Linked DNA regions of Homo sapiens: all the other regions are linked to region 5. A link is a loop called in an ENCODE intact Hi-C map of the cell type or tissue named here. Cell type or tissue: heart right ventricle. All regions are shown on one strand. Each heading gives the region's core, and the rest is flanking DNA. Links, peaks and the distances in the headings are about the cores only.

Region 1 (6,251 bases), core at 1,539-5,538, 160 kb before region 5:
GTGGGCAGAGTCTGTGGGGTCCATTGGCTCAGCCCCAGCCTCTCTGTGCAGCCCTGGGGCCTGGCTTCTTCTGCCGCACCCCACAAGCTGCCCCCTCTCCCCAGCCGGGGCCCCAGGCCTGCTCCTCTCTGGGCTGAGCATCACCTTTGCCAGAGGAAGGTCAAAGCACCTGGACCCCAACACCCCAAGGACCCTTGCAGGCCTCTTCCGGGATCCACTTCTCAGTGAGCGCTGCCGTGCGCACCCCTGGGCCTGAGGGCTGGGCATCTCCCAGGTATGCAAGGGGCTCTCCGTGCAGGGCTGTGAGCAACGTGGGGGCAGCCGGCCGCAGTCTCCAGCCCCGGGGCCTGCTGGCATCCCCACCAGCCCCCAGCCTGGGCACCCCACCCAAGGAACCCGGCTCCCAGAGTCCGGGGCACTGATTAATATTCACACAGGCAGCAGAGAGCTGCTGAACCCTGAACGCGAGGCAGGGAAGAAAGTTGAAGCATCTGCTATCTATAAATCAAAATGAATTTACTCTTCCTCTAAGGACAGCCGCTGTAATAGGCCGCAGCCAACAGGTCCCATGGTGTGATTTCTGCGCAGGAAGCCACTGCTCACACCGGGTGTGGAAGCATTTGTAACCCCCAGGGGACCTGCTGCTCCACAGAACCCGACGGAAAGCTCGAGGAAGGCCGAGCTTCGGGGGTCACAGGCCGGATGCCGGAGCTGCTCCATGGGTGGTGCCCGAGGGAGCCCTGGGAGGAGCCGTCAGCCCAGGCAGTGGGTGGAGACGGGCTCTGCCTTCTGCCTTCACCAGCTCCGCCCAGCTCCCGGGTCACCCACCACAGCCCCGCCAGAGCAGGCAGACGTGCAGATGCCAAGGCAGACGTGCAGATGCCAAGCCGCACTTGCTCACTAAACTCACGTCCTCGCTACAACGTAGTTGTCGAGTAAATGCTCTCCATGGATTAAAAATATAAGCAGAGATGGCCGGGCGCGGTGGCTCACGCCTGTAATCCCAGCACTTTGGGAGGCCGAGGCGGGCGGGTCACGAGGTCAGGAGATCGAGACCATCCTGGCTAACACGGTGAAACCCCGTCTCTACTAAAAATACCAAAAAATTAGCCAGGCGTGGTGGGGGCGCCTGTAGTCCCAGCTACTCGGGAGGCTGAGGCAGGAGAATGGCGTGAACCCGGGAGGCGGAGGTTGCAGTGAGCCAAGATCACACCACTGCACTCCAGCCTGGGCGACGGAGCGAGACTCCGCCTCAAAAAAAAAAAAAAAAAAAAAAAAATATATATATATATATATATATATATATGTAGAGACATGAATGCCGATTCTTATGATGCTTATTTATTCATGAAACCAATGGCTTACCTGCCAGAAATTCAGTCCCTGGGTTGACACCAAACCCAACTGTTGGCTTTTCCTGCTGAATGGAGGGGCTGGGAGAAGCCGCCTCCAGCTGGCAGCCTCAGACCTGTGTCTACCTGGCAGGCCCCCACCCAGGTGGGGACAGGCCACCAGGCGGGAGTCACTGGGGCACTGCTGGGGCTCAGGACACTTGCAGGATGAGTGAAGGAGGAGGAGAGGGAGGAAGACAGAGAGGACCACCTCGGCCACTCTGACCTTGCCTCCTGGCCATGCCTGGGTTCTCAGAGGCAGGAGCTGGGGGGCTGCAGGGCTGGGGGCCACAACGACTCTCCAGCTGCTGTCACCCTCCCTGGCAATGAACCCCAAAGCCCCCACCTCCCCACCGCGGGTGCCAGACACAGGCCTGGTGCAGGTTCCACGTTATCCATGTCAGTGTTTCCCACGCAGGGCCAAGAATTACCAGGACCCTGCTATCATGGCCCAGCAGCATCCGTCAGCCACCACTCACCTCGTTCTGGCTCCAGCTACTCGTGCCAGGGTGGGGAGAAGCCCGGGAAGCCAGCTCCCCACGAGCCCCTGGCTCAGCCTCACAGCCTGACTGCATCATCCGAGCCCTTGGCCCTGGCCTGCCCTGACCCTCCTGTCCCCAGGCCCGTTTCCAACCTCCAGTATCTGCAAACAGAAAAGGACAGTGCCCCGCCCAGGGGCTTCCCTTACAGCCCCTGCGGGGAGTGAGGCCGCCCCACTGCAGGTGGGCCTGTAGCAGCTGCACCTGAGGCAGGGCTGGCAGCCCCTGTGGGGAGGGAGGCCGCCCCACTGCAGGTGGGCCTGTAGCAGCTGCACCTGAGGCAGGGCTGGCAGCCCCTGTGGGGAGGGAGGCCGCCCCACTGCAGGTGGGCCTGTAGCAGCTGCACCTGAGGCAGGGCTGGCGGCTCCTGTGGGGAGTGTGGCCGCCCCACTGCAGGTGGGCCTGTAGCAGCTGCACCTGAGCCCGGGCTGGTGGCCCCTGTGGGGAGGGAGGCCGCCCCACTGCAGGTGGGCCTGTAGCAGCTGCACCTGAGGCAGGGTTGGGAGGAAATGGCCACCCGGGTCAGCCAAGTCAGATGGGAGCGGGATGGGGAGGAGCCCAGTGGGCCTGGGGCCTGCAGCCACCCCCACAGCAGCACACCCAGGGCAGGGTGCATGGGGACCCCAGGCCCTCAGGAGAGAGCTGGACCTGAGTCCATAGCGGGCACGGGAACCAAACCAACCGGGCTGCTGGACAGGTGCCTTCCAGCCCCGCTGACCAGCCCTGTGGCCAAACGGACGTCAAAGCAAGAGTGCCGCGCATCCCCCAGGAGCCAGAGTGGGAGGCTGGCACAGCCTCCTCGGGCAGGTGTGGGCAGGTGGCCCCGACCTCTACAAGGTCATGCATTTTTTTTTTTTAGTCTAATTAAAGATTGGTCAATTTTGTTTATCTTTTCAAAAAACTAACCTTTTGTTTTGTTGATTCTTTGTATTGTTTTCTAGTCTCTATTTTGTTTAGTTCTATTCTGATCTTTATTATTTCCTTCCTTCTATTAATTTGGGGTTTGGCTCATTCTTGCTTTTCAGTTTCTTCGAGGTGCACTGTTAGGTTGTTTACTTGAAGTCTTTCTATCTTTATATATGTAAAGTGTATCTCTTTATCTATCTATCTATGTAGATAGATAGATAGATACAAAGAGACAGGGACTTGCTCTGTCACACAGGCTGGAGTGCAGCGGTACAATCGTGGCTACCTGCAGCCTCGACCTCCTGGGCTCAGGTGCTCCTCCCCACTTAGCCTCCCAAATAGCCAGGACCACAGACACACACCACCACACCCAGCTAATTTTTGTATTTTTAATATAGATGGAGTTTCATTATGTTGGCCAGGCTGGTCTTGAACTCCTGACCTCGTGATCCACCCACCTCGGCCTCCCAAACTGCTGGGATTACAGGCATGAGCCACCGTGCCCGGCCCTGACTGTGTCTTTTCCAATAGCCTGTCTTTGAGCTCATTGATTCCTTCCTCTGCTTGACCCATTCTGCTGTTAAGAGCCTCTATCAATTTTCCAGTTCAGCAGATGTTTTTCTCACTTCCAATATTTCTGTTTGATTTTTTAATTTCAATATCTTTGTTAAAATTCTCTGATAAGTTTCTGAATTGATTTTCTGGGTTATCTTGGAGATCGCTGAGTTTCCCTACAACTGCTATTTTGGATTCTTGATCAGAGGCTCACATGTGGCCATCTCATTAGTCACTGGTTCCTTGCTTTGTCCCTTTGAGTGGTTCACAGTTCCCCGTTTGCTTGTTTCTTGTGAATGCACATCTGCGTCTTTGCATTGAAGGATTAGTTATTTATTCCAGTCTTCTCTGTCTGGCTTGTTTTGGTTTTTACTGGGTATGTTTGCTTAGAGACTCTTTGCCATGTACCTGTTGAATTTTTTTTCTGCTAGGTTGCTGCCTCCTTCTTCGGCACTAGAGGGCAACATAAGTCCAGGTTTTCCTCAGCTCCAATAAAGGATCAGAGTGGGGCTTCCCGTCCCAAATGGGGAAGGTCCCACAGGGGATAGCCCGGCAGTGTGGGAAGACTGGCTGGCGGTCCATGCCCAGGGAACCTATGGACTGTGCCTCCTACCATGTAGCTGAACAGCCTGACTTGGTGCCTCCTTTGGCTGCATTACAGGGCAGTTTTTAGAGCTGGAGATGCTAGTCCCACCTCTTCCCTTTGTCTCTGGCTGGCCTCAGGGATATTTCTCCTTTAAGCATTCTGAATGCTTCCCTTGGGTTGAAGCAGAACAAGTCTCCTGCCAGGGAGCCCAAGATACTGGGAAGCTGGTAGTCCACCTTGATCTCATTTTTCCAGTGCAGAAGCCATGAGTCAGGGGAGATTTGCCCACACTTGGTGCAGGTAGACTGGGGGAAGGGACATCATAGATATAGAATTCCAGTTCTCTTACTGCTTGCTCAGAGTTTATTCACTTCTCTGTGGCCCTGGGGACTGTCTCATCCTCGTATTTGAGTTCTGGGATGTTGCTGGAGATAATCTTGGTGCTGAATATTTGTTTTGGATTTTCTGTGGCAAAGAGTGAAGCCAGCTTGCTTCTATGCTGCCATCTTGGAACTAGCCATCTCCTCAATTCTTTTTTCATTTGCTTTTAATTATAGGTGATAATAACAAGTGAACTCCATAAACCAGCAGGCGCCACGTGTGGGTGCATTTGCCACATATTGATCCTCCAAGGTGGGGGTTGGCTAACCCACCCTGGGCTCTACTCCCCACCCCCCACCTGGCTCGCCCGTGGGGGCGCCATGGGAGGCCGGTTGCTGAGCCCCAGAACCTGGCTGTCCTCACCTGTAGGACAGGATGGGGTGGGGAGTCAGAGGAGGCAGGGAGGAAGTAGAGGGTCTTGGTGCTTCAGACTGGGAGTCCCCACAGCTGAGCTGATGTTAAAACTCTGGGGCGAGAGATCAACAAGAGATGTGCTTCATTTGCAACGGGAGAAACTGTAATGAGATGAGGTAGAGCTGCACTAAGAGTCAGTGAGCAGACATTGTAAGTGAATGCTAATGTCATGAAATATCCACGCAGGAGGGGTCCTAGCTCCGCAGAGCCGTTGCCGGCCTGGTCAAGGGCCAAGCTCACGTGCAGGCCCCCTCCAGGGAGTCCAGGCTTCTTACTGCGTCGCTGAGTCTGGCTGCCCCAGCCCCAGGGCTCCCAGAAGCCCCCACTCACACAGTGGAGTACGCACCCCACCATGCCCCCTGGAGGGGGGACTTTGGCTAGGTCCCGAGAGTGGGGGGGCAGGGGGACCTCTGGGCACTTCACTTTGGACACTCATTATACTGAAATATGCATAGAATTTGGCCGTAATCTTCTGCTTTCCATGAGAACAATGTGATTTTTGTAAACTAGCAGAGGCCTTCTCTCCTACTTGTGGTGTGGGGGTCATTTTTGGGATCCTCCAGCCTTTGCACATTGCTCCCAGCCCCCACTCCCCGGCATCCACAGGCCCTCGAAGCTCACAGAGATGGAACAGCTGTGCTGCCCGGCGCCTGGCCTTCGGCCCAGCCAAGCCTTGCTGCCCTGAAGTGAGCCCAGCAGAGGGAACAGGATGACAGCCTCCAGCTCTGGCCACAGACACCGCCTGACCGGCTGTCATCTCCAGGTGGACAGGAAGACACTCTGACAGCCTCCAGCTCCGGCCACAGACACCGCCTGACCGGCTCTCATCTCCAGGTAGACAGGAAGACACTCTGAGTCCCTCTCAGAGCCATCCCTCAGAAGGGGGAGCACTGGGGGAGGGGGGAGGAGGCCCCTGAGGGCCACCGTGGTACTCCACCGACCTCCCTTCCTCCAGATGCTCACAGGACTCAGTGCCACGGCCCAGCCTGGGGGTGAGCGCTCGGCCATCAGGTGGGGCCCCTCACCCCTCGCTCCTCCCCAGCAACTTCTTCAGTGCAGTGGGCACCCAGAGGACAGGGCCTGTGAGGCCAGGGGTCACTGTCCACAAGACCGCAGGGCTGGACCGAGGCTCTGTGGGGATGGAGATGGTGATGGCGCACAGAGGAGGCTCAGAGGTAGCACTGACCGGGCATGGGGACAGGCCGGGGGGTCAGGGACGAGACCCGAGGGGACCCCCACCCTGAGAGAGCCTCAGGGGAGGGGCGCATCTGTAGGAAGGGGCTGCAGGGCCTCCCACCCCCTGTGCTCGCAGTCCAAGCACAACCTGGGTGCTCAGAGCCTGGGCCCAAAGGATTTGGAGCCCGAGTGGGTCTCTAGGGGATGGAGTGAGCAACACAGATTTGGGCTGGACCTCCTGGGGGTCTGACTGAGGGTCTTCACTCCCTACCTGCTGCCCCTGGTTCCTGCCACCCCCATGTG
Region 2 (6,251 bases), core at 1,354-5,353, 100 kb after region 5:
AGTCAAAGAACCCGGTTAAATGAACCAGATCTGGATCATGGTTGGAAAACTTTATTTAAAAAAAAAGTCGGCCAGGTGCGGTGGCTCACGCCTGTAATCCCAGCACTTAGGGAGGCCGAGGTGGGTGGATCACCTGAGGTCAGGAGTTCGAGATTAGCCTGACCAATATGATGAAACCCCATCTCTACTAAAAATACAAAAAAATTAGCTGGGCGTGGTGGTGCGCGCCTGTAGTCCCAGCTACTCAGGGGGCTGAGGCAGGAGAATCGCTTGAACCCAGGAGGTGGATGTTGCAGTGAGCTGAGATTGTGCCACTGCACTCCAGCCTGGGAGACAGAACGGGACTCCGTCTCAAAAAAAAAAAAAATCTGCTGGGCGTGGTGGCTCACGCCTGTAATCCCAACACTTTGGGAGGCCAAGGTGCGTGGATTGCCTGAGCTTAGGAGTTTCCAACCAGCCTGGCCAACATGGTGAAACTCTGTCTCTACTAAAATACAAAATATTAACTGGGCATGGTGGTGGGCGCCTGTGGTCCCAGCTACTCAGGAGGCTGAGGCAGGAGAATTGCTTGAACCCGGGATATGGAGGTTGCAGTGAGCCAAGATCGAGCCACTGCACTCCAGCCTGGGCAACAGAATGAGACTCCGTCTCAAAAAAAAAAAAAAAAAAGGATGTCCGTTCTCCCCAAGATCTGCAGATTCAAGGTGATCCCAGTCAAAGTCCCAGCAGTTTGCTGTTCTTAAGCCAACAAGCTCCAAGGGCCAGCACGCACTTCCTGTCCTGCTGGCCGGACTGGGCCTGGTGACCCTGTCGCCGCAGGCCTTTTGCAGCACAGGCTCTGAGAGCAACGGTGCGGTTGCCTGACTGTCACGGAACAAACACACACCAGGCGAGCACTAGCCTGAGGCCGAGGGGCACATGGAGCTGGCCTGAGCCCAGCCAGGAGTCTGGAAGCAAGCCCAGCTCCTCCCGGCCGTGCCCTCGAGGGCCTGACCGCGAAACGCTCGTACGCACGGGTTGGAGTTGTTTGCCACGCGTGGCAACTGCGGCAGGAACCTGACTCACGCACGGACGCCAGCACCCACAAGTGAGAGGCGCCTCAGACACGTGGTGTCGGCTTTGGAAGCAGCTGGTGGGTGGTGAGGAAATGTCACAGCTCTGGAAAGACAGAGGCCTCTGTAAGGTGGTGTCAAAATGCCAGGTTGAATCAACAGTCATCTGCGGGGACTCTGAAGGCAGGCAATCCGCCCAGTGAACTGGCAGCACCGGGCAGGAGGGTCTGGAGGGAGAACCCTGGTGGCATGGCTGGTGTGTGAGGATCAAAGGCAGAGGAGATCTTTCCTCTTCAGCATGGTAATTTGGCACTGGGCTAAGCCTCCAGCTGCCTCCCGCTGGTGACCTGGTAAAGGGGAACATAAACTCCTTTGGTCGGCAACATTGCTTACGGCAACACTGCCCTGTGGCAGGCAGACCACGTGGGGACTGGGGAGTCATTGGTGTCTGGGAGGCCACGTCACTGGCCTTCCTGAGTGATCCCCACACCTGGGAATGTGCCCTGCGGGCCATAGCCGCGGGATTGCTGCAGGAGGAACTTCGCCTCCCGTGGGGCAAGAGGCATCTCCGTGAGTGGGTCCCAGCCCCTGAATCGCAGTGGGAATCAGGGAGGCGGCAACACCTGCGTGCCGTCATAAAGACCCCCACCATGCCCTCGTAAAGACCCCCATCACACCGTCCTGAAGACCCCCACATACCCTCGTAAAGACCCCATCACACCATCCTAAAGACCCCCACACACACTCGTAAAGACCCCATCACACCATCCTGAAGACCCCACACACCCTCGTAAAGACCCCATCACACCGTCCTAAAGACCCCCACATACCCTCGTAAAGACCCCATCACACCGTCCTGAAGACCCCACACACCCTCGTAAAGACCCCCATCACGCTGTCCTAAAGACCCCCACATACCCTCGTAAAGACCCCCATCACACCATCCTAAAGACCCCACATACCCTCGTAAAGACCCCCATCACACCGTCCTGAAGACCCCCACACACCCTCGTAAAGACCCCATCACACCGTCCTGAAGACCCCCACACACACTCGTAAAGACCCCATCACACCATCCTGAAGACCCCACACACCCTCGTAAAGACCCCATCACACCGTCCTGAAGACCCCACACACACTCGTAAAGACCCCATCACACCATCCTGAAGACCCCACACACCCTCGTAAAGACCCCATCACACCGTCCTGAAGACCCCACACACCCTCGTAAAGACCCCATCACACCGTCCTGAAGACCCCACACACCCTCGTAAAGACCCCATCACACCGTCCTGAAGACCCCACACACCCTCGTAAAGACCCCATCACACCATCCTGAAGACCCCACACACCCTCGTAAAGACCCCATCACACCATCCTGAAGACCCCACACACCCTCGTAAAGACCCCATCACACCGTCCTAAAGACCCCCACACACCCTCGTAAAGACCCCATCACACCATCCTGAAGACCCCACACACACTCGTAAAGACCCCATCACACCGTCCTAAAGACCCCCCCTATTGCCGGGCGCGGTGGCTCACGCCTGTAATCCCAGCACCTTGGGAGGCTGAGGCGGCGGATCACGAGGTCAGGAGGTGGAGACCATCCTGACTAACACGGTGAAACCCCATCTCTACTAAAAATTAGCCGGGCGCGGTGGCGGGCGCCTGTGGTCCCAGCTACTCGGGAGGCTGAGGCAGGAGAATGGCGCGAACCCGGGAGGCGGAGGCTGCAGTGAGCCGAGATCGCGCCACGGCACTTCAGCCTCAGCAACAGAGCAAGACTCTGTCTCAAAAAAACAAAAAAAACAAGACCCTCTCGTCATGCTGCCTAAAGACCCCCACCACGCCCTCGCGAGGACCCCCCACCGCGCCGTCCTGAAGACCCCCACGCGGGAGGAACGGCTGATGCTGCCCTGCTGGTCAGCCGCGCCCCTGCCCCACGTCCTTCTCCGCGACTCTGAGGCCAAGAGCAGCCTGTGGCAGCCCCTGAAGTCTGAACGTGTGGCCGAGGCTCGGAAGAGCCCGATGGGGGCCGGGCGTGGTGGCTCAGGCCTGTCACCTCAGCCTCCAGAGCCTTCAGAAAACCGCACGCCAAAGCCCCGCGGTCACTTTGGCCCCTCGCTCGGCCAGGGAGCTTGGTGCTGTTCACGGCGCTGTTCAAGGTCCTAACTCAAATCCTCCGACCCGCGCCACACCCCAGAGGTATGGGGACAAAGGCGTCACCCGCCAGGTTCTACAGAGGGGACCCCACCATCCACCTGGCCGGCACTCCCACGCCCCCCACCCCGAGACCCCCGTGCCGGGCTGGGACAGGTGCCCCAACCCCGCTCCCCGGCTCCCGCCGGCGCCTCCGTCAGGGGACACCCCGGGCCCCAGCACCGAAGCCTGCCCTGCGCCCCGCTCTGGAGGATGCAGCGGCTGCTGGCGAGGGTTGGGGATGCAGCAGGCGGCCCCCAAGCCCACAGCGCACCGCCGGCGGCGCAGGTTACCTTTTCCTCCGGGCGGCGGACGCAGCGCGCCCTCTGCTGTCTTCAGGCCCCGCAGCACAGGCTCCAGCGGGTGCGCATTTAGCTGGTTTGGATCCCAGCTTTTGGCGGGCTGGGCTACGGGGACACCGGTGTTTGGGGCCTGACTGTCCACGTGGCGACAGGGGCAGGCCGGGAGCTCCACCTTCCCAGCAGCTTTGGTGCGGGTGGGCTGTGCGGCTCCACCGCTCTCGGCTGCCCCCCTTAAGGGTGCCAGCAAGGCCAGGGGGAGCCCCTTCTCTTCCTTCAGTCCCAAGTCCCGCTGGAGAGCTGGTGATGGGGGTCCCTGGGCAGGGTCTGGCATGGCCGAGGGGCCCCGTGCCTTCAGCGGCTGCGCGTCCAACAGCGAGGCCGAGGCCTTGAGGTTGCAGACGGGCAGCACCTGCCTCCTGGCTCTCCTCACACTGACGCCCGCCACGCAGAGGTCGGACCCGCTGAATGGGGGCGGCTCAACCACCGGCTGTGGGGAAGGAACAGGTTGGGGTGCTGGGCTGTGGCCGGGATAGGGGGGGTCCCTGCAGGAGGGGTCTGTGCAGGAGGGGCTGGTCGGGGCACAGACCCCCACCTGACTCAGGAGTGAACAGTGAACACCTGGGGTCCCACGCAGACCCCCAGGAGGCCCCCAGGCTCTGGAGAACCTGCGGGGAACCAAGGCTTCCTGAGGCTTGGGGGTCAGCCTGGGGGGCCCCACACCCAGGGACTCAGCTGCTCTTTTCCCGAGTTTAGCCACAGAGAGGCCGCAAGAGAGAGGCATTGGCCACGCTTCCCAATGACTCCAGCACATCCGCAGGCACAGGGAGGCCCGCGAAAGATCCTCAGAGTGGAGGAGGCACTGCAGGCCAAGGCAAAGGAGCAGCATAGGTGGCCTGGAGGCTGCGGGCATGGAGCCCCCACCTCTAACCACAGTCAGGACTGGGTGAGGCTGGGAACAAGAGGGAGGAAAGCTGGACAGAGGCACTGAGCCTGAGTGAGCGGGGCCGCTCCGCCCGCACGCCTGGAGTAGCCCCTTCCTCGGTGCCGACGAGGCACTGAGCCCCATGGGAGAGCAGGGCAGGCCTGGGCCCTCAGCGGGACCGAGCATGGTCACAGAGCAGGATCGGTGTCCTCCATAGACCCCGCTGCACTGGCGGCCTGCAGCTCCACCCTCGCCCAGTGACCAGGTGGCAAAGCATCCACATGGCGGGCGGCCACCAAAGTCCCCAGGGGCGGGCGTGGCTCACCTGCCTCCACAGGAGCTCGAAGTTGCCGATGTCACAGCTGCGGTCCACGGCCACCTTGATGGTGTCCTCCTGCACCTGTGCACACAGCTGGGCCGTGACCGGCGTGGACGGGTGCATGGTGGGGCTGGAATTGATCTCGATCAGCCAGGGCCTGAAGTCCCTCCCAAGGACGAAGTCAGCCCCGTAGAGCTCAAAGCTGTTCTTGCGAGGCTCCACGTGGTCCTGGGCCACCTTCATGGCGTGGGCGATGGCCTTCTTCATGGACGGGTAGATGACGCTGCCCCACACGGCGCCACGGCCCTGGCGCTGCAGGTACTCCTGGAACCTGGTGCTGGTCCACATGTTGTGTGCGGGCAGCAGGGGGCTGCGGCCCACATCATTCTTCAGGTACTTCTGGACGGCGTTGTTGCACAGGTGGATGGCGCTGCAGGGGGGACGAGGGGCAGGTGCTCAGCCTCCCTTGGCCCAGGAGGGCACCCAAGGCCGGTCCTCCCAGCCGTGCTGAGCCCACCCAGCTGGCTCTAGAGAACCCTGCCCCTGAGGACTCCAACCCTCTGCTGGAGGGGCCCAGCTGGGATGAGCGTTACTGTCCCAGATGGAGAAACAGGGCTCAGAGAGGCCATGGGATTGGCCAGGCGCACAGCTCACAGCTGGAGGCCCAGAAATGGGCGCTGGCAGGGGGCCCTGGCTTCTCACTGCCCTGCCTGGGAGCTGCTTTTGCACAGGTGAGTTCCTGGACCCCCTCCAGGCCCACTTGACCAGAGGCAGTGAGCAGGTGAGGGTCGTAGCCCCTGGCCAGCTCCTCCCAGGCCTCTTCTGGGTGTGACTTCGAGCATGACCCACCAGGCATGACCGCAGCCGCTCGCCTGGGCCGGAGTTAACTCCCCTGCAAGGTCTGTGTCGCGTGACTCTCAGGCCTCCCTGGATTCTCACTCGTAAAAAGCAGACCCCCTTCCTGCCCAGCCGTCAGGTCCCCTAGCGCCTCACACCAAGCAAGGGCCACACAATAGTCAGAGGAAGCCTTGGTGCAGACAGAGGGTGGCAGGCGTCGCTGTGTGCACAGCACACTCCTGAGGACTCCACAGGCTCTCGCCCTCCTGCCCACGCGGGGACCCGGGTGAGGTGGGGGTCCATCCACCCTGGGCAGCACACTTGCGGATATCTGAGCCTCCACCAGGCACCCCACAGGCCGCCTCCCCTGCGCCAGGGCCCAGGTGCTGCCCACACCATTCCAATCCCCCTGGGCACAGGCAAAATGGTGCCTTTTAAGATTTTCCAGAGATGATGCACAGAGCGTGGGGTGTAGGGCGCTGGCTTTGAAGGCCGGTGGGCCTGGGCCTGTCCCTCGGGGAGATCATCAGCCTCCCAAGCCTCAGTTTCCCCATCTGTGCCTCTCGTGGTGGCAGGTGGCAGTGAGGGGGCCCTGCCCGTGCTGCTTCTCACTGCGG
Region 3 (6,251 bases), core at 1,103-5,102, 64 kb after region 5:
ATGCCTGCAAACCCAGGCACTCGGCAGGCCGAGGCAGGAGAATCACGGGAGCCCGAGGCAGGGAGGTTGCAGCGAGCTGAGATCACGGCAGTACAGTCCAGCCTCGGCAACAGAGGGAGACCAGAGAGGGAGAGGGAGAGGAGAGGGACAGGGAGAGAGAGGGAGAGGGAGAGTCTCTTTCTCTTTCTCTCTCTCTCTGTGTGTGTGTGTGTGTGTGTGTGTGTGTGTGTGTGTGTGTGTGTGTATTTATATTCAATAAGCTAAAGGGAAATATGGACATGAAGCTAAAGAAAAGCAGAAGAACAAGGTGTGAACTAAGAGGCAATGTCAATAAGATACATAAATTATAATAGGGAACCAAATGGACAATATGGAGCTGAAAAGCAAAATAGCAGAAATGAAGAATTCGGCTGGGCACGGTGGCTCACACCTGTAATGCCAGCACTTTGGGATGCTGACCCCAGGAATTCAAGACCAGCCTGGGCAACATAGTGAGACCTTGTCTTTACAAAAAAAATTTTTTTTAATTTGCCAGGTGTGGTGGTGCATGCCTATAGTCCCAGCTACTTGGGAAGCTGAGGTGGGAAGATTGCTTGAGCCCAGGAAGCCAAGGCTGCAGTGAGTCACATTCATGCCACTGCACTGCAGCCTGGGCAACATAGTGAGACTGTCTCAAAAAAGAAAAGAAAGAAGTGAAGAGTTCACTCGAGGGGTTCAATGTCAGATTTGTGCACATAGAAGAAAGGATCAGGGAACCTGAAGACAAGGCGATTGGAATTATCCACTCTGAAGAGCAGAAAGAAAAAAGATGCAGAAAAATGGAATAACCCGAGGGATCTGGGACACCATCGAGTGTACCAGCATACACCTCACAGGAGTCCCGAAAGGAGAGGAGAAATAGAAAAGGGAAGAAAAAATTAAACTTGAAGGAATAGTATCCCCAAATTCCCCAAATTTGATGAAATAAATGAATCTACATATCCCAGAATCTCAACAAACTGCAAGCCAGATAAACTCAGAGATCCACAGTGACAAACACTGTTGTCAAACTGTCAAAAAAACAATGACAAAGCAGCAAGAGAGAAGCAACTGGTCTCGTACAAAGGAGCCTCAATAAGATTTTTAGCAGATTTCTCATCAGAAGCCTTGGAGACCAGAGGGCAGTCGTATAAGTAAAGGTAACTACACAGGAAAATAGAAAATCAAGGATTATGATAGTTTTGGTTTGTAACTCCTGTTTTTTTCTATGATTCAAAAGACCAACTCATAAAACAGTAATTATAAATCTATGTTAATGGACATACAATATATAAAGATGTATCTGTGACCCCCAAATACCTGAGACAAGTGTCCGTCAATTCAGGAAGTTTATTTGGCCAAGGTTGAGGACACGAGCCCATGACACAGCCTCAGGAGGTCCTGACATGTGCCTGAGGTGGTCCGGGCACAGCTTGGTTTTATACATTATAAGGAGAAATGAGACATCAGTCAATATATGTAAGAAGTACATTGGTTCTGTCTGGAAAAGTGGGACAATTCAAATTGGAGAGGGGGCTTCTGGGTCACAGATAAGAGACAAACAGTTGCATTCTTTTGAGTTTCTGATTAGCCTTTCCAAAGGAAGAAATCAGATATGCATTTATCTCAGTGAGCAGACGGATGACTTTGAGTTCTGTCTATCCTTTGTCCACAAAGAATTTTTCCACAAATTTGTGGACACAAATTTGTCCACAAGGAGCTGAGGCCAAAACGTTGGTCACTTTTATTCACACTTGCGTGCCAGGACACCCCGAAGGCCTCACCTTCTGCACTTCTCCCCACCTGCCTGCCCTCCACAAGCTGACTCTCGCTGCTCTTCCGTGAGGCAGTCAGGGACCCTGTTAGAGCCGGGCAATGCAAAGGCCCTGCCTCTGCAGTCTCTGTTCACACATCACCTTGTCTGAGCCTCCCAGGGACCACCCTATTTTTGAAATTTTATATCTATTGAAATAGGGTCTTGCTCTGTTACCCAGGCTGGAGTGCAGTGGTGCAATCATGGCTCACTGCAGCCTCAATCCCCCAGGCTCAAACAATCCTCCTGCCTTGGCCTCCCAAAGTGCTGGGATTACAGGTGTGCAACACCATGCCTGGCCCCACCCTATTTTATTTCATTTTAATTTTTAGTTTATTATTTTTAAGATGGTGTCTCATTCAGTCACCCAGGATGGAGTGCAGTGGCATGATCTCAGCTCACTGCAACCTCTGCCTTCTGGGTTCAAGCGATTCTCCTGCCTCAGCCTCCTGAGTAGCTGGGATTACAGGTGCCCACCACAATGCCTGGTTAATTTTTGTATTTTTAGTAGAGCTGGGGTTTCCCCATGTTGGCCAGGTGGTCTCAAACTCCTGACCTTAAGTAATCCACCCGCCTTGGTCTCCCAAAGTGCTGGGATTACAGGCGGGAGCCACCGTGCCCAGACCCACCCTATTTCAGATTGCAGCTCCCCACACTCCCCATCGTGCTCCCAGCCTCATTCCTCACCCCACACTGGCACCAGCCACGCCCCCTCGCTTACTTATGTCACTTGGCTCTGGTTGTCTCTCTCATGCAAAGGTCAGCTCCATGATCCCAGTTTGCCTGGGACTGTCCTGGTGTCAGCACTGACACTCTGACCCAAGACCCTCCTTAGTGCCAGGCAGCCCCAGACTTGGTCCCCCAGCTGCAGGGCCCGGGATCTTTGCCAGTGTTGTTTGTTCCCGGTGCTGGGTCGGGGCCCAGGGCCCAAGGCCTGCTCAGCTGTGTGTCATGAGTGAATGAGGCAGGCGGGCGTCCAAGGCTCACCCGTGTTATACTGTGGCCCAGATGTGAGCAGGGCTGTGCACCCCAGTACAGGTGCTCCTGCCCGCCCCTACCGCACCCCCCTTTCTGGGGCCCGGGGTCCTCAGCACTTTTCTCCTGGCAGGTGTGGGGGTGGGTTTCCGGCGGTGGTGGTGGAGGGAGGGCAGCGTCCCTGGCCAAGGAGGCGGTGGGTGCACTGGGCTGTGGGCGCTCCGTGTTGGGTGCTGGGGCGGCTGATCCGGCTCAGCACCAGCACTAAGAGCCACTGCCGCCTGGTGGCAGCACGCGTGTGTCCTCCAGCAGGTTCCTCCCTTGTCTGGGAGGGACAGTAGGACAGCTGAGATCTGAACACAGCCTCTTAACAGTCCCCAAAGACTCAGTTTCCCCCATCTGCAGAAGAAAAGACTCAGTTTCCCCCATCTGTGGAAGGCTTGAGGGAGCCCACACCCGTCAGGCAGGAGCTCAGCTCTGTGACCCTGGTCTGGCCAATCCTCCCCAGCCCCACCTCCACGGTGGCCAGGATTCCCGGAGTAGCCCTGGGTCAGAGCAGGGGTCTTTGTGCACCACAGGGAGCACCCCTGGCTGGTCCAGGAGGCAGGAGCAGGAACCTGGGGCGGGGACTGCCCTGCTGAGCCGGGACACTTGTTTTCTGGCTGGGGGCGGACGGGGTCTCCAGAGGAGACATGGAGAGAGCAGAGTGGCAGCTTGTGCTGTGCCCCCCACCCCCACTGTGCCCCTGACCTCCCCCAGGCTAGGGAGGGGCACCTGGGTGAGTGGCAGCCTGTATCCCCCCATTCCCCTGATCTCCAGGTTAGGGAAGGGCACCTGGGCGAGTGGCAGCCTGCATCCCCCCATGCCCCTGATCTCCAGGTTAGGGAGGGACACCCTGTCCATGCCCCCCACTGGCCTCCCTGCCCCTGGTGCTCAAACCCAGCTTCTAAAGCCCCTCACCTGGCCTGACCTCCGCATCCCCAGGGTGTCTCCACCACTGGTCCTTTATGGGGACACTTGGATGGGGATGTCTGGTCACACCATGTGACGCTGACCTCAAATCCACTCCCAGAGACCCGGCACCTCCCCTGAGTCCCAAGGTGCTCCCTGCCCCCCACATGCCCATGGGGGTGCGGCCTCCCACGCCTTTGGGGTGCTCTTGGGTCCAGCCTGGTGGGGATGGCTCCACGACACCCGCACTCCAGACTTGTCCCTGGTGCCGTCACCATCCAGCCAGGCCCAAGCTCCATTTTAACAGCTACCCCTGGACCAATGTTTACTGAGTGGCGGGGACTTACTCGCTCTGCAGCCCCCTCTCCAGTCTATGGGACATAGCAGCCTCTGTTGCAGGAGGGAAAAGAAGGCCCAGCGGCCCACGGCCAGCTGGAAGAGGGCAGCCTGGGCCCAGACTGCGGTGGGAGTGCATCTGCAGATGGGGTGCGACCACCGCTGGGACAGGCTGGGCATGTGGTCCTGCACAGCACTCAGGTGAGACGATGTCCAGGCTCCAGAGGGTGGCTCAGCGGGGAAGCCGGAGAGCCTACGTGACCCACACGAGAAGTCTTCAAGGGCCGACCCCATGGCCCACTGCACAGGCCACTGCTGGGCACCCCTGGCTGGGACCTGGATGTGCCACTTGGAATGTCTGAGAACCGCACATCCCAGCAGGTGGCCCCCAGGCAGGTGGCCTCTGAGACCACAGGAAGTGACTGACCGTTGCTGGGTGAGTGGGGCTGGGATCTGGGGAAGCTGAGACCCTCTGGAGGGGTCCGAGTGGGGCGGGTGCCCCAGTGAAGCTCAGCACCCAAGGATGCACAGACAGGAGAGGTGGACTCCAGCCAGTGTGGGGTGCCCTGGGCAGAAACTGGGGTGATCCTTGACCACCTCGGGCCTGATCAGCTACAGGAAGGGTGGGGTTGCACCCTGCACCCCAGAGCACTGGGGAAGCTCCAGGCAGCTGCCAGGGCCTTGTCTTCAGGGCCAGGGACAGTGGCCATGACCATGAATTGTCTGAGAGGGAGGCTGGGGTCCAGCACCTGGGCCATCCGGGGAAGGGGTAGCCCACCCAGCTCCTGCTGTTCCCAGGGGACTCAGGACAGGGCTGAAGGTCTTTTATGTGACCCAGAGCCCCTGAGGGCCCCATGGAGCTGTAGCCCCAGGACAGCCAGCAGGTGCCTAGGCCCCACAGTCAGGTGAGAACACCCCACACTCTCGGAGGGGGGCCTGGCTCAGCTGTCCGAGGCTGTGCCTTGGCCTCCTGCCCCCCAGCAATGTGTCCCTGGCACCTACTTGTTCGTGAGGAGATTCCTGGCCTCAGGCTGCCGTCCCATGTGGGTGGGTGCAGCTGGAGAGAGACGTAGGGGTGGTACTGGCTGGGACACCACCTCCCAGCCCTGCCCCCACTGTGCGAGGCTGAGACATGTGAGGGAAGGGGAGGGGGCTGCCCAGTCCTGGGGTGCCAGTGGCTGTGGACAGCAGCCTTCCATCTGCAGGGAGGCTCAGCAGACAAGTGAAGGAGGAGCCCACCCTGGCCCCAAGAGGAGTGTGTATGACCCCCAGATCCCCCCACCTGAGCCAGGCCCGGTCCTCCTGCTGCCTCCAGGCCTGTCCCTGGGGCCGTGGACTTGCCCAGCATAGCATGGGCACTCCACAGTGGCAGGTGCCAGCCCCAGGGACACCTGACCAGCAGGTGGCCATTGCCCCTTTAGTCTGTGATCTGCTGGAGGTGACCTTTGCTAGGGAGGGGGACCTAGGCTTGGCCAAAAAGTCTTGCTGGGAGAAGGGGGAGCTGAAGGTCTGCGGGTACTGCCACGGCCCTGGGCATGTCCTGTGGGCAGCAGGCTGCCCTGAAATGGCTGTGGCTCAGCTGAGCTGAGGAGACATTCCAGAGACCCCTGCCTGGCCCACTGGTGCTCCCTGGAAAGGGTCTCCAGAGGCCCTGGGTGCCAGGCTGTCCTATCCACCCCCTCCCACCCCTCCCACCTCTGTGGCTGTTGCGGTTCACCCCACCCGAAGCTAGGCAAGCTCTTTTGCTCACAGGGAGGGGTGCAGGTAGGAGTGCCAGCTCTGACCCTTCCTGGACTCCAAGGCAGAGCCACGCTCCTGACCACACCCAGGCCACATGTGCTTAGTTCTGTCCACTGGGCAGAGTCCTGTCCTGATGTACCCTGGGTCCTGGGAGCCTGGGCCTCAGTGGCTGGTGGGCAAAGGGACATCCCAAGTCACTGGCGGTTGGAACCAGAGCTCTGATCAGGGAAGGTGGACCCCCAGGGAGGAGGAGGCAAGGCCAGTGACAGTGAGACCAGGGTGGGCGTGCGGGAGGCCCAGCGGTGTGTGGTGGAGGGAAATGCAAGGCTGGAGGGCAGTGCTGGGCACAGACCTGGGTTTGGCGCAGAAGCCTGACCTGACTCAGGGCCGGATGGTCTCCCCGTTTCCCCCACCCAGT
Region 4 (6,251 bases), core at 1,452-5,451, 280 kb after region 5:
TGCGTCACGCCCACTGGGAGGGATCTGAGTGCAAAGGCATTTGGTACTCAGTTAGGACACTTGTGCTGAGCCCTCCCACGTGCCCGGCCAGGCCCTCGTTGCAGCCAGAGATGGCCCTGCGGGAGCTGGTGTGTCTCAAAGCACCAGCAGGGGGCTCCAGGGCCACGGGCACCAGAGAAGGGTCCCTGCCTGGTGCTTCTGGGGGGGAGGGGGTCCCTGAGCCTGAGGCTGGGGACAGTGTCCAGAGCTGTTTGCTGGAGTTTATGACAAGGAACTACTTAGACTTGACTGAGGAAATGGCCACTGAAGAAGCAGGAGCCGCAAGCTGTGCGCGGTGTCCTGCTCAGGCTTTCTGATCTGATGGTCCAGTTGCTCGTTGGTCTGGAGTCCTAGGCTGGCTCCTGTCTGACGTGAGCCATCAGTTATCAGTTCTCTTTTCTTTTTTTTTGAGACAGAGTATCGCTCTGTCACCCAGGCTGGAGTGCAGTGGCGTGATCTTGGCTCAGTGCAACCTCCGCCTCCCGGGTTCAAGCGATTCTCCTACCTCAGTCCCCCCAAATAGCTGGGGTTACAGACGTGCGCCACCACGTCCAGCTAATTTTTATATTTTTAGTACAGACAGGGTTTCTCCATGTTGGCCAGGCTGGTCTCGAACTCCTGACCTCTGGTGATTCACCCATCTTGGCCTCCTAAAGTGCTAGAATTATAGGCCTGAGCCACCGCGCCCGGCCCCCAGCCATCAGTTTTTGATGTCACCTTGCCACCTGGCGTCTAGCACTTCCTCCTGAACACCTGAATGTAGTTGTCTGTTGGTCTTGCAGCCCCGTCCTGCCCGGGACACCAGCCGCCCACCCCTGAGGCTGCCTGTGGGCCTCTGGCTTTTCCTGTCCTGCAGGGGGATGGGAAAGATCTGGGGCCACGACTTCCTCTGAGGCCCCGCCCAGCGGCAATGCTGGCATTGTTGTGAAGTCCACCCTGTGTGCACACAGCATCCCTGCCCTGGGCCCGCTGGTTGCCAGTAGTAACCCCAGTTGTGACAACGAAAAATGTGTCCAGACCTTGCCTGATGTCCCCTGGGGGGCAGTCACCCTGGGGGACGGCTGCTGGTGAGCGCTCACAGATGTGTGTCCATAGCAGCTGACTCTCCTTTGCATCTCCTCCCCGAGGACGCAGTGGCAGGCAGGCCACGCCCCTCCGTGTGTAAGACCTGCCGAAAACACTCCTCGTGGGGTTGGGGTGGGAGTGCAGGGGCCTTGGTGGTTTCTACACCCATGGGCCTGCCCGGCACGTGCCCCAGACTGTGCAGACAGGGCCTGGTCAGTGGCTGGATGTTGACCAAACGTGGAATATGTCTGTGTGTCAGGTAAAGCTGTGGTGCATTCTGGTTGGTTGTTTGCTTTTGTTTTAATCAAGGTTCTCTTTCTGCTGTAGGGCTGCATGATTTAGCAGCCACAACAGGCCAGGCGCGGTGGCTCACGCCTGTAATCCCAGCACTTTGGGAGGCCGAGGCGGGTGGATCACGAGGTCAGGAGTTTGAGACCAGCCTGACCAACATGGTGAAACCCTGTCTCTACTAAAAATACAAAAATTAGCTGGGCGTGGTGGCGTGTGCCTGTAATCCCAGCTACTCGGGAGGCTGAGGCAGTAGAATCACTTGAACCCAGAAGTTGGAGGTTGTGGTGAGGCGAGATCGCGCCACTGCACTCCAGCCTGGACAACAAGAGTGAGACTCCATCTCAAAAAAAAAAAAAAAATAGCCACAACAACGTCTTTTCCTTTTTCTTATTTTCACAAGGGGCTGGGGTCAGGTTTGGGCTGTTGACGCCTCGGGTCTTCCCTCCAGGTTTGGATCCTTTGAGATTTTTAAGTCTGCAGATGAGCACACAGGGCGTGCAGGCCCCAGCGTGGGGAGGAACGACATTCGAGTGCAGCTGCTCGACTATGTCATCAGCTCCTTTTACCCCGAGATCCAGGCTGCTCATGCCAGCGACAGCGTGCAGAGAAATGCTGCCTTCTTCCGGGAGGTCAGTGGGCCGCACGCCACCCCTCCCTGCGGGTGGATGCTGGGTGTCCCCACCTGTGTTGAAGACACCCTCATTTTGGCCGGGGGACAAAGGCTTTTACCCAGCCTCCCCGCCCTTCTCTGAGCTCCCGCTCCTGTCCGCAAACCCCATCATGTGTGCTCGGGCCCTGGGACAAACCTGAAACTCCCCTGGGCTCCGTGGTGTTGGGGGCCCTGGGCGTGCTCTCCTACTGGTATCCCTGCAGGGCCAGCTTGGGGCGGGGGTGCGGGGTGGGAGCTGGCTTGGGTGGAAGGACCATGGGCTGGGCACCTCCCACGTGGGTCGATACGTCTTGATGCCCAGGGCAGCCAGCCGGGTCCTGACTGGGGAGATGCTGAGTGCCCACCTGGGGTCTGGGTCCCCGCCCCACGGACACCACAGACGTCCCACATGGCTTGATGGCATCGTCCTTGTCACAGGGCATTCAGCACACGGTGGGGGAACCCGGCACCTCACCTGGCTGGGCTGGGGGCCTGCAGCATCAGCGGGGTCAGGCCAAGTAGGGGTTCCGGGGGACCGGGCACAGCATCTTCTTTGAGAAGTCTCAGGCCACCCCTGGAGCAGCTGCAGCCAGGGCTGCGTGGGGACCCGCTTTGCCACGTGGCTGGGGGCTGTTGGGCTGCCGTCAGCAGAAGCTGGCGCCAGGCAGGTGCTCCTAGGGCTGTGTCCTGCCCCAGCTCCATCCCTGCAGTCCACCCCAGCCATGTTCCATGTGGGTGGGCGATGGGGCTGCAGAAGGCCGGGAGGAGCCGCTGGGGCAGCCTGGTGCTCCGGCATAGACATGCGTGGGTGGTCAAGGCAGGTCACTCTGCCCCTCTGAGCCTCAGTCTTCTGCCAGTGACGCAGGGAGACGGCACTGACTGCCTCCCAGGAGCGTCGGTGGCCTTGAAGGAGAGAGGTGGTGTCAGGCCTGTGTTCAGCAGGGCCGGTGGGGCCCTCAGTGCACCCTGCACCTTGGGGGCTCCTGGCCCCCCTGTTGATTGGCCCCTATTCTCAAGGTTACCGGTGCTGGGCTGGGTGGGGACTGCTGTCTGGTTGGGGGGGGCCAGGCCAGCAGGGTGGTGGTGGCACCAGGATGGACAGTGGCCTGGCCCTGGGGCAGGTGTGGCCCCTCAGTGAACTGACCCTTCTCTGCTTCTTTGGGGTCTCTACTGGGCCTGAGTCTGGGGTTCCCTGATTTTTCTAGTTTGGGTAAAAGCCAAATTTTGTGAGCATATTAAAGAGTGGATGCTGTGAGTGCAACGCACTCTTCATCGCCACCTTGTGGTTGAGGCGGTGACAGGACATCAGGAAGATCGCCCAGAAACTGCAGAGTGAGAGCCACTCAGCGAAGCACAGCCGGTTTCAGGGAGGGGAAGGATGGACACGAGTGGGGAGGTCTGGGCAGGACCCCGAGGAGGGAGCAAGCACACTGTCCCACCCCAGGTGACGCGGCGCACGGCGCGGATGGTGGCCGAGTGGCAGTGTGTGGGCTTCTGCCACGGCGTGCTCAACACCGACAACATGAGCATCCTGGGGCTCACCATCGACTACGGGCCCTTTGGCTTCCTGGACAGGTAAGTGGCCCTGGGGCCCAGCAAAGTGCAGGCCCCAGGGCTGGGGGGTGCGGGCTGCATGAAACCTGCTGCCCCCAGGCACTGGCCCGTGATGCTTGAGGGGGAGCCGAGGGGGCTGGGGGCTGATGTAGGAAGTAGAGAGTCCAGGGCAATCCCGGAGGCCTTGGCCAGGGGCTGGTGAGACAGGACCCCTGTGGGACAGGGCCAGAGAGCCACGGCCACTTGGGACCTTCCCCTGGGCCTCCCCTCCAGGGTGGCTGCACCATCTCCCGGGAACTTCCTCTCAGGCAGGGCGTGGCTCTCTTGCCCCGTGTGGCAGGTACGACCCCGACCACGTGTGCAATGCCTCCGACAACACCGGCCGCTACGCGTACAGCAAGCAGCCCGAGGTGTGCAGGTGGAACCTGCGGAAGCTGGCCGAGGCCCTGCAGCCGGAACTGCCCCTGGAGCTGGGGGAGGCCATCCTGGCCGAGGAGTTTGACGCCGAGTTCCAAAGGCACTACCTGCAGAAGATGCGCAGGAAGCTGGGCCTCGTGCAGGTGGAGCTGGAGGAAGACGGGGCGCTGGTGTCCAAGCTCCTGGAGACCATGCATCTGACCGGTGAGTGACCCAGCCGTGCCCACAGCAAGGCGCCTCCCGTGCTGTTGTGCTTAGAGATGGTTTACCTTCTGGCTTCCAGGTTCCAAGTGCACAGTCACTCCCTGGGCCCACCCCAGCCCTGGCACCCCCATTCTACTCTCTGTCTTTATGAATTTGGTGAATCTAGGACCTGCTGCGAGTGGAGTCATACGGTGCTTGTTCTGTAGTGACTGCTTATTTCACTTAGCATAAGGTCCTCAATGTTCACCCAGGTCCGTATCAGGATTTTATTCCATTTGAAGGCTGAGAAGCATCCCGTTGTGTGGACAGGCCGCAGTTTGCTTATCCACGACATACTGGCGTACGTGTTCCTCTTCTGGCTGTTGCGTACGGTGCACTGTGTGTTGTGTGCCGTGCTGCCATGAAAGCGAATGCAGAGATCTCTGACTCCCTGCTTTCAGTTCCGTGGGGTGTACAGGTGGTAGGATTGCTGGGTCGTGTGGGTGACTCACTGGGTTGCACTAGCTAGGACGTGTATGTTGAACAGAAGGAGCTGAGATGGGCATTCTTTTCTTGTTCCTGACCTTCGGGGAAAAGTGTTCAGTGTTTCACCCATTGAGTGTGATGTTAGCTGTGGGCTTTTACCATGCTGAAGTTTTCTTTCAGAATGCTTTTACCATGAAAAGCTATTGCATTTTATCAAATGCTTTTTCCTGCAATGAAGATGGTCATGTGGTTTTATTATTTCATTCATATCTCCTTGCATTCTGGGGATAAATTTTACTTGGTCCTTTTAATATGCTATATGATTATTATTTTTAATATTTTTTGAGACGGAGTTTCACTCTTGTTGCCCAGGCTGGAGTGCAGTGGCACGATCTTGGCTCACTGCAACCTCCACCTCCTGGGTTCAAGTGATTCTCCTGCCTCAGTCTCTCAAGTAGCTGGGATTACAGGCACCCGCCACCACACCCGGCTAATTTTGTATTTTTAGTAGAGACAGGGTTTCGCCGTGTTGGTCAGGCTGGTCTTGAACTCCCGACCTCAGGTGATCTGCCCACCTCAGCCGCCCAAAGTACTGGGATTATAGGCGTGAGCCACCGCACCCAGCCATATGCTGTATAATTATTTTAATATGCTGAATGTTGCGAGTATTTTGAGGATTTTTGCATCTGTATGCGTAAGGGATACTAGCTTAGAGTTCTGCTTTTTCTTTAGTGTCTGTTTGGCTTTGATGTCAAGGTGGTGCTGGCCTCAGAGTGAGTTAGGAGGTATGCGCACATCTTCCATTTTTTTCCTTCAAAGTTTGAGAAGGATTGCCATTTGTTCGTAAGAGTATTTGGTAGAAATCACCAGTGAAGCCATCTGGTCCTGGGCTTTTCTTTGTTGGAAAAATTTTGATTACTGATCAGTCTCCTTGCTTGCCTTACCTCAATTTAGATTTTCTTTTCTTCTTGAGTCAGTTTTGGTAATTTATGTTTCCAGGAATTTTCTGTGTCAGGTAGTTTGTCCATGTCTTGTAGGTAATTTTGGCATATAATTGTTCGTAGCAGTTTTTTACAATTTCATTGTGGTAGGAACACAACATGGATCTATCCTCTTAAATTGTGGAGGGCACCGCACATCACAGCTGACGCAGGAGCAGTGCTGTACAGCCGAGCCCTGGAGCTTGTTCACATCCGCCACCCAAACCCTGTGTGAGCCGGTTACCAGCTCCCCATTCCCCTCCCTGCAGCCCCTGGTAGCAACCACTCCGCTCCGAGTCTGTGAACCTGACTGCTCTAAACCCTTCATGTAAGTGGAGTTACACAGCGTGTGCCTGTTTCTTCAGTCTGTTGTCTCCCTCTAATCTTCGTGTAAGTGGAGTTACGCAGCGTGCGCCTGTTTCTTCAGTCTGTTGTCTCCCTCTAATCTTCGTTTAAGTGGAGTTACGCAGCGTGTGCCTGTTTCTTCAGTCTATTGTCTCCCTCTAATCTTCGTGTAAGTGGAGTTACGCAGCGTGTGCCTGTTTCTTCAGTCTATTGTCTCCCTCTAATCTTGGCTCTTCTTTCTC
Region 5 (6,112 bases), core at 133-4,132:
CATTAATCAGGACGGACCTTTACCACTGAGTTTGCACCTGTCCTGCCAGAGCCGGGAGTGACCAGGGCTGCCGAGGTCCGCAGAGGCAGCAGGTCCGGTCCTGGGCTGGTGGCTCTGCTGTCCCTGAACAGGGCTCACGTGCCGCTTGGGGGAGGAGGGGAGGGCCCTGCCTTGGGCGAGAACCTGAAGACGTGACCAGGTGGGTTTCAGGGGTCCAACCTATGGGCCCTCTTCAGTGATTCAAAGGATGTACAAGCAGGGACCCTCAGGCAGGGGAAAAGCATCTTTGGGGGCTTCGCTGGAGGAAACAGCCACTCACAAACCGCAGGGCCTGCCCGTTCCTCATCTGGGAATGAAGACACTGCAAGAAGAAAGCTGGCTGCGGGTGAGAGGCTGCAGGCTCTGGGAGCTCCGTTCCGGGGGGCCATGGCCTCCTCCCTGGGCTCCTCATAGCCCCCAAGTCCCACTTGGCCTGGTCCCCACCACCCACTCCTCAGTCACGCCGCCCCTCCTGTCGCCTCCCCGCGCCACCCCGCCGATGCCGCCAGTGGTAGGTGGCTGTCCTGCTCCTGCCCTGGCCCCCCCTTCCCAGGCCGTGCACCATCCTGGCACTACTGACCTCCATGTCCACACTGTTCTGTACCCACGAACCCCATCTCAGTGCACCTATGCTCACTGGGCCCCAGGTGGTCACGCTTACCTGGGTATTGGAAGAGCCCCTGTGGTAGGACTCTGCCCCGTGGGTCCCCGGCCCGCAGAGGCAGCCACAGCCCACTTGGGCAGGCTGAGTGGTGCCTGGCCCTGCATCTCGCCTCTGGCTCTTCCTGAGTCAGTTGCACTCAGCAGCCTCACGGCCTCTCCCTTTCTCCCTCTAACCCTAGGCCAGGGTGCCCCAAATCCCTAGAGGGGGCACAGCTCAGCTTAGGCGAGGTGGGGGCTGCTCTTGTCCACTTCAGCCCTCTCAGGCAGTTTCCGCTTCATGTGCTGATGGGACCACCTAGAGATGAGGTCCTGACGGTGCAGACCAAGGGCAGAGGCCAGAGGGGCGGGGGCTGGGTGGGCCCTTGGGGGGCTCAGAAAGTGGGATCAGAGCATGGTGGAGAGTCCACAGGGATGGCCGTGGAAAGAAGTAGGGAAACACCAGCTGAGTCCCTGGGGGGCCGAGCACCTGAGTCTCCCGTGGGAGGGTGGAGCCACCCACGGGTGGGTGGGAACTAGGCGACCCCAGCGGGAAGCCCAGAAGGCAGGCCTTGTCCCTGGGGGGTACCTGGGGGAGGAAGAGAGGGCGTAGCCAGGGAAGAGGACGCCCCAGGGGAGAAGAGGAGCCAGGCAGGGGCTGGCCCAGGGCCACCTTGTGCACCCTCACGTGCATGGACAGCGGCGGTACAGGCGCCTCCCATGTCCCGCGCGTCCCTGCCCGGCTCAGACCTGCGGAGCCGCCGTTGATCAGGTGGGACCGCGGCCAGGTCTGGGACCCCCGCCCCATCTTCCAGCCGGGACCTCTGTCCTGCTCCTGCCCTGGCCCCCCCTTCCCAGGCTGTGCACCGTCCTGGCACTACTGACCCGCACGTCCACGCTGGAGACGGCGACCCTCCTGGGCCCGGGGAGTCGAGGACGGGAGGTGTACAGGACAGGGGCCGCGGTTCCGGACGTTGGGAGCAGGACCCCGGGCGCGCATATCCACTTTGTCGCCAGTGAACGCTAGGGAGTCCTCGGAGGGGGGTCGGGGCCAGGCCAGGAGAGGTGCCCGCGGGACACGGGGGACGGGGACTGGGGGGGGCGGTTGAGCAGGAATGGGGGACGACCCCGCAAGACCCTGCGGCAGGGCCGAGGCGAGGGCGCAGGCAGGGTCCTTGGAACCGCGGGGCTGGGGTCCACCTGCCCGGGTGCTCGAGGGGCGCCTGCGGGGCTGGGGCTGGGGCTGGGGCTGGGGCCGGGACCGGGAGCGCCGCCTCCTGGGGGGGCTCTGATCCGCCCCTCCCCACGCGGCGCCGCCCGCGCCCCGCCCGCTCCCGCCGGACACAGCGGACCCTGCCTCGGATCGCGACCCCTGCCCGGGCCCAGCAGGTGGACCGCGAGGCCGCGCGAGGTACCGCCCCTCGGAGCCGCCCGGCCTGGGTCGGGGACCGGGACGCGCGCGGCCAGCAGGTGGCGCTGTGGGACCGCCCTGCTCGGCCCGGCTCCCGGGACTCGGCCGGCCCCTGCCCGCTGCACCTGCCCCGTCACACCTCGGCGCTGCCGGGGCGTCTTTCTAAAAGGGGAACTTGGAAGGGGGAGGTTGGGGTGAACTGTGGACCTCCGCTGTCCTTCTGGGCCCAGGCAGAGACCCTGCCATAGCCCTGGGGGAGTCCCACCCTCTGGGAGCCAGGACTGGGGTCTGCAGGGCCGAGAGGGCCTCCACTTTGGTTCCCAGACCCCGGCATCTTGCTTTGGCACATACGCAGGTCCTGGAGATGGCTTCCATCCCCACAGGGCACTCCTTGTCAGGCTAGAAGCTTCTAGAAGTGCCCCCTGGTCAAGCCCACCCCTGGCTTTGCTGTAAACGCGTCCCTTGGTCGAATGCAACAGACAGTGGGCGGGATCCGCAGGATGAGACGTTCTGTGAGCCAGCGGTTCTCAACAGGCAGCTGTTGTGTCCTCCAGGGGACAGGGGACCGCCTCTGGAGGTGCTGTGGGTTGTCACGACCTGGTGAGGAGTGCTTCTGCCAGGGCACAGGACACCCTGCCACAGAGGATGGCCCCCACCAGAGGACAAGCCAGCTCCCGCTGCCACCAAGGCAGACAGATGCTCACAGCAGTCCCTGGACAGGGGCCTGGACCTCAGCCAAGGCATGTTAGACAGGGAGGCGGCCATGGTGTGAACGTGGGTCTGCTCTGGGAACACGAATCATGGGGTGGGGTCCGCGCAGGCCGGGACCACCTATGCGTGCTGCGTCCTGCTGTCCTGGATGTACCACATCCCCCTGAAGATGACCGTTGCCTGCTCAACCTCATGACAGGGCCGGTCTAATAGCCAGTGCCAGCGGGCAAGGCAGAGACACAGCCATGGGGCATCCCATGGCCAGGCTGTGCATCTCCACAGGGGCCCAGAACCACAGCAGGAGTCCTCGACGCAGGCACACACTGAGGATGGCATGGGCCTCCTCTGCACTGTGTTTGGGGAGGGTCTTCCACAGGCACTTGACCTTAACCCCTCCTTTACCACCCGTGCCTTTGGTCTGCAGAGTCAGATCGTAAGTAGCAGCCGGGACACCGGAGTTGGGCTTGGACGGCGGTGGAGCTGGTCCTGCTCTGTGCCTGTTCAGAGCTGTCCTTTTGTGTCCCCCAGTATTGGGTTGGAACAGAGTCCCCAAATGTGGAACATACTGTTCCAGCTCCCAGAAGCCTTCCAGGTGCCGTGTGTCCTGGCGGGGGCTGCAAGAGGCAGCCACTTATCTGTCCTCTGCTTTGGAGGGGATTTTCTCGCTCAGGAGGGCCCAGTGTGCTCACCATGTCTTGGTCATCTGGTCTCATTAGCACAGCACCATCGATAGAGGGGGCCAGTGTGACATCCTGGGGACATTCATTCAGCTGGTGCCAGTCTCTGGATTATTGTGAGAGAGGGCAGGAACGTTACCATAGCCCTGGGGAGGAACTGAGTGTTTCCTGTTTTGAGTTCCAAGGCAGTGTGACTGATCTTCCTGCCAGACAGGAGATGGAGAAGAATGCACACCCAGCAGTGGCCTCACTGCACACCTGGGGCTGGGGAGCCTTCTCTAGCAAAGGCGCCACATCTAGCTGGGTTGTTTTTGCAACAGTCCACTCTCCTCCAGGACCCACCCACCTGCCTTTTGCAGTGGTCAGATTGGTGGAATAAAAGGAGATCCTTGGCCGGGCATGGTGGCTCACGCCACTGTATTCCTAGCACTTTGGGAGGCCAAGGTAGGTGGATCACCTGAGGTCAGGAGTTCCAGACCAGGAACATGGCAAAACCCCATCTCTACTAAAAATACAAAAATTAGCCAGGCACGGCGGCAGGCACCTGTAATCCCATCAACTCAGGAGGCTGAGGCAAGAGAACCACTGGGACTCGAGAGGCGGAGGCTGCAGTGAGCCGAGATCGCTCTGCTGCACTCCAGTCTGGGTGACAGAGCGAGACTCCGTCTCAAAAAAAAAAAAAAAAGGAGATCCTTGCATTCTTTTAGATCTTTAGATGTGTCCCTAGTTTCCCCCAGTTTTGATTTACTATTTTGGGTGGGGATGGTCACAGATTTGCACTGGACTTACCCATTATGATGGCCAAGGAAATGGTGTCTACCATCAAGAATGTCAGCTCCATCCGTCCTGTGACTGGGGAAATGACCCACTGGATGAATGTGCAGACTCGAGGCTGGTGGATCAGACCTGGCCCGAATTCCACTGCTTCCCTGGCTCCTGTCAGCCCCTCGCTCTAACGGGAGCCATGAGGATGCTTCAGGCCTTCAGATGCCAGCATCACTCAAACCCTGTGTCCAGCACTTCTGAAGATGTGTGCGTATTTCCGTTGCACTGTGTCTGGTTACCGAGGTCGGCGGCCACAGGCCGTCTGGTGGTGGTGGCGGGCGGGGGCGGGGGCAGGGGGCCAGAATCATCATGGTGTGGATTTGCCTTGGCGTTGCACATCTTCCTCTTAGGGACTCAGCCTTCACTTTAGTGAGATTTCTCTGGGTCAGAAACCCACTCAGGTCTAGAAACTGGGCAGCGTCATGACTTTTTATTTATTTATTTATTTATTTATTTTTATTTATTTGAGATGGAGTCTGGCTCTGTCACCCAGGCTGGAGTGCAGTGGCGCGATCTCGGCTCACTGCAAGCTCCACCTCCCGGGTTCACACTACTCTCCTGCCTCAGCCTCCCGAGTAGCTGGGACTACAGGCGCCTGCCACCACGCCCGGCTAATTTTTTGCATTTTTAGTAGAGACGGGGGTCTCGCCGTGTTAGCCAGGATGGTCTCGATCTCCTGACCTCGTGATCCACCCGCCTCGGCCTCCCAAAGTGCTGGGATTACAGGTGTGAGACACAGCACCCGGCCCTATTTATGTATTTTTGAGACAGAATCTCACTCTGTAGCCCAGGCTGACAGTGCAGTGGCGCGATCTCGGCTCACTGCAGCCTCTGCCTCCCGGATTCAAGTGATTCTCCTGCCTCAGCCTCCCGAGTAGCTGGGATTACAGGCATGCACCACCACGCCCGGCTAATTTTTGTATTTTTAGTAGAGATGGGGGTTTCACCACATTGGTCAGGCTGGTCTTGAACTCCTGACCTCGTGATCCGCCCACCTCGGCTTCCTAAAGTGCTGGGATTACAGGCGTGAGCCACCACGCCCGGCCTTATTTATCTATTTTCAAGAAAGAGTCTCTCTGTGTTGCCCAGGCTAGAGTGCGGTGGTGTGATCTCAGGTCACTGCAACCTCTGTCTCCCAGGTTTAAGCAATTCTCCTGCCTCAGCCTCCCGAGTAGCTGAGATTACAGGCACCTGCCACCACGCCCAGCTAACTGTTGTATTTTTAGTAGAGATGGGGTTTCACTATGTTGAGCAGGCTGCTCTTGAACTCCCGACCTCAAAGTGATCCACCTGCCTTGGCCTCGCAGAGTGCTGGGATTACAGGCTTGAGCCACCACGACCGGCCCTGACTTTTTATTGGAGCGAGTACCCTTGACCTCCGCATCACACAACCCTAATATATTTTGCTCCAACAAGCTGAGCAGTCTCTTGTGGGCTGCCTGTCCCTCTCCCAGGAACATGCTGTTCTATCAGCCACCTCCACAACCCCACGCAGCTCTGACCCTGGGCCCGCTCCAGCCCTGCAACTCATTAGAGAGCTGCCTTCACAGCCACTGATGGTCAAATGCTGCTGCCTGGCCATCACCCCCGTCCCTGTCAGCCAGTCCAGTGCTGTGACCGTCCCCTGCTCTCAGTTCCAGAGGACAGCTGGGATCTGTGGTGCCACATGACTTTCAGCCCCTGTCTGCGGTGGCTGTTCTGACATTCACCCCTCCTCACGTGTGTCCCACACTCCAGGAGCCTCTGGGCCGTGAAACAGAGCAGCAGAGGACACCGCCTCCTGGGGTCCTAGTCCTCAGAAAAGGGCCCA

The links. Peaks named below come from ENCODE experiments on the same cell type or tissue, not always from the same donor. Only the 100,000 strongest peaks of a DNase experiment are listed, where the experiment ranks them.
Region 1: a loop joins it to region 5, with 5 times the contacts of the local background. A loop is called at or near these places in 54 of 110 quality-filtered maps.
Region 2: a loop joins it to region 5, with 17 times the contacts of the local background. A loop is called at or near these places in 106 of 110 quality-filtered maps.
Region 3: a loop joins it to region 5, with 3 times the contacts of the local background. A loop is called at or near these places in 64 of 110 quality-filtered maps.
Region 4: a loop joins it to region 5, with 3 times the contacts of the local background. A loop is called at or near these places in 45 of 110 quality-filtered maps.

What each region holds. Positions count from the first base shown.
Region 1 is chr22:49,763,636-49,769,886 of GRCh38, forward strand. No RefSeq gene overlaps it. Among named protein-coding and RNA genes, the nearest start is that of BRD1, 61 kb to the right of the region's middle. RefSeq lists enhancers at 1-466, 467-1,249. In heart right ventricle, for the core only: a CTCF peak has its summit at 3,842 (motif pointing right); no DNase peak of the experiment used is centred there.
Region 2 is chr22:50,026,883-50,033,133 of GRCh38, forward strand. TTLL8 (tubulin tyrosine ligase like 8) reads right to left here. Exons shown (of 14, transcript NM_001350317.3): 12 at 4,804-5,227; 13 at 3,548-4,043. Among named protein-coding and RNA genes, the nearest start is that of IL17REL, 17 kb to the left of the region's middle. RefSeq lists silencers at 3,245-3,344, 3,365-3,434. In heart right ventricle, for the core only: a CTCF peak has its summit at 3,588 (motif pointing left); DNase peaks (open chromatin) are centred at 3,589 and 3,899; H3K27me3 peaks cover 2,488 bases.
Region 3 is chr22:49,990,461-49,996,711 of GRCh38, forward strand. It overlaps IL17REL (interleukin 17 receptor E like), which reads right to left. Exons shown (of 15, transcript NM_001371417.1): 15 at 1,351-6,251. The coding sequence ends at 6,215. Among named protein-coding and RNA genes, the nearest start is that of IL17REL, 19 kb to the right of the region's middle. In heart right ventricle, for the core only: CTCF peaks have their summits at 3,094 and 3,293; a DNase peak (open chromatin) is centred at 3,081.
Region 4 is chr22:50,206,693-50,212,943 of GRCh38, forward strand. It overlaps SELENOO (selenoprotein O), which reads left to right. Exons shown (of 9, transcript NM_031454.2): 3 at 1,844-2,024; 4 at 3,489-3,619; 5 at 3,939-4,219. It overlaps SELENOO-AS1 (SELENOO antisense RNA 1), which reads right to left and starts at 3,489. Exons shown (of 2, transcript XR_938352.3): 1 at 2,520-3,489; 2 at 1-2,077. RefSeq lists enhancers at 1-216, 784-1,348. In heart right ventricle, for the core only: CTCF peaks have their summits at 3,319 (motif pointing left) and 3,529; a DNase peak (open chromatin) is centred at 3,329.
Region 5 is chr22:49,927,558-49,933,669 of GRCh38, forward strand. No RefSeq gene overlaps it. Among named protein-coding and RNA genes, the nearest start is that of CRELD2, 12 kb to the left of the region's middle. RefSeq lists a silencer at 2,013-2,272 and an enhancer at 3,009-3,058. In heart right ventricle, for the core only: CTCF peaks have their summits at 2,152 (motif pointing right), 2,357 and 3,535; DNase peaks (open chromatin) are centred at 2,154, 2,431, 2,849 and 3,544; H3K27ac peaks cover 1,129 bases; H3K27me3 peaks cover 516 bases.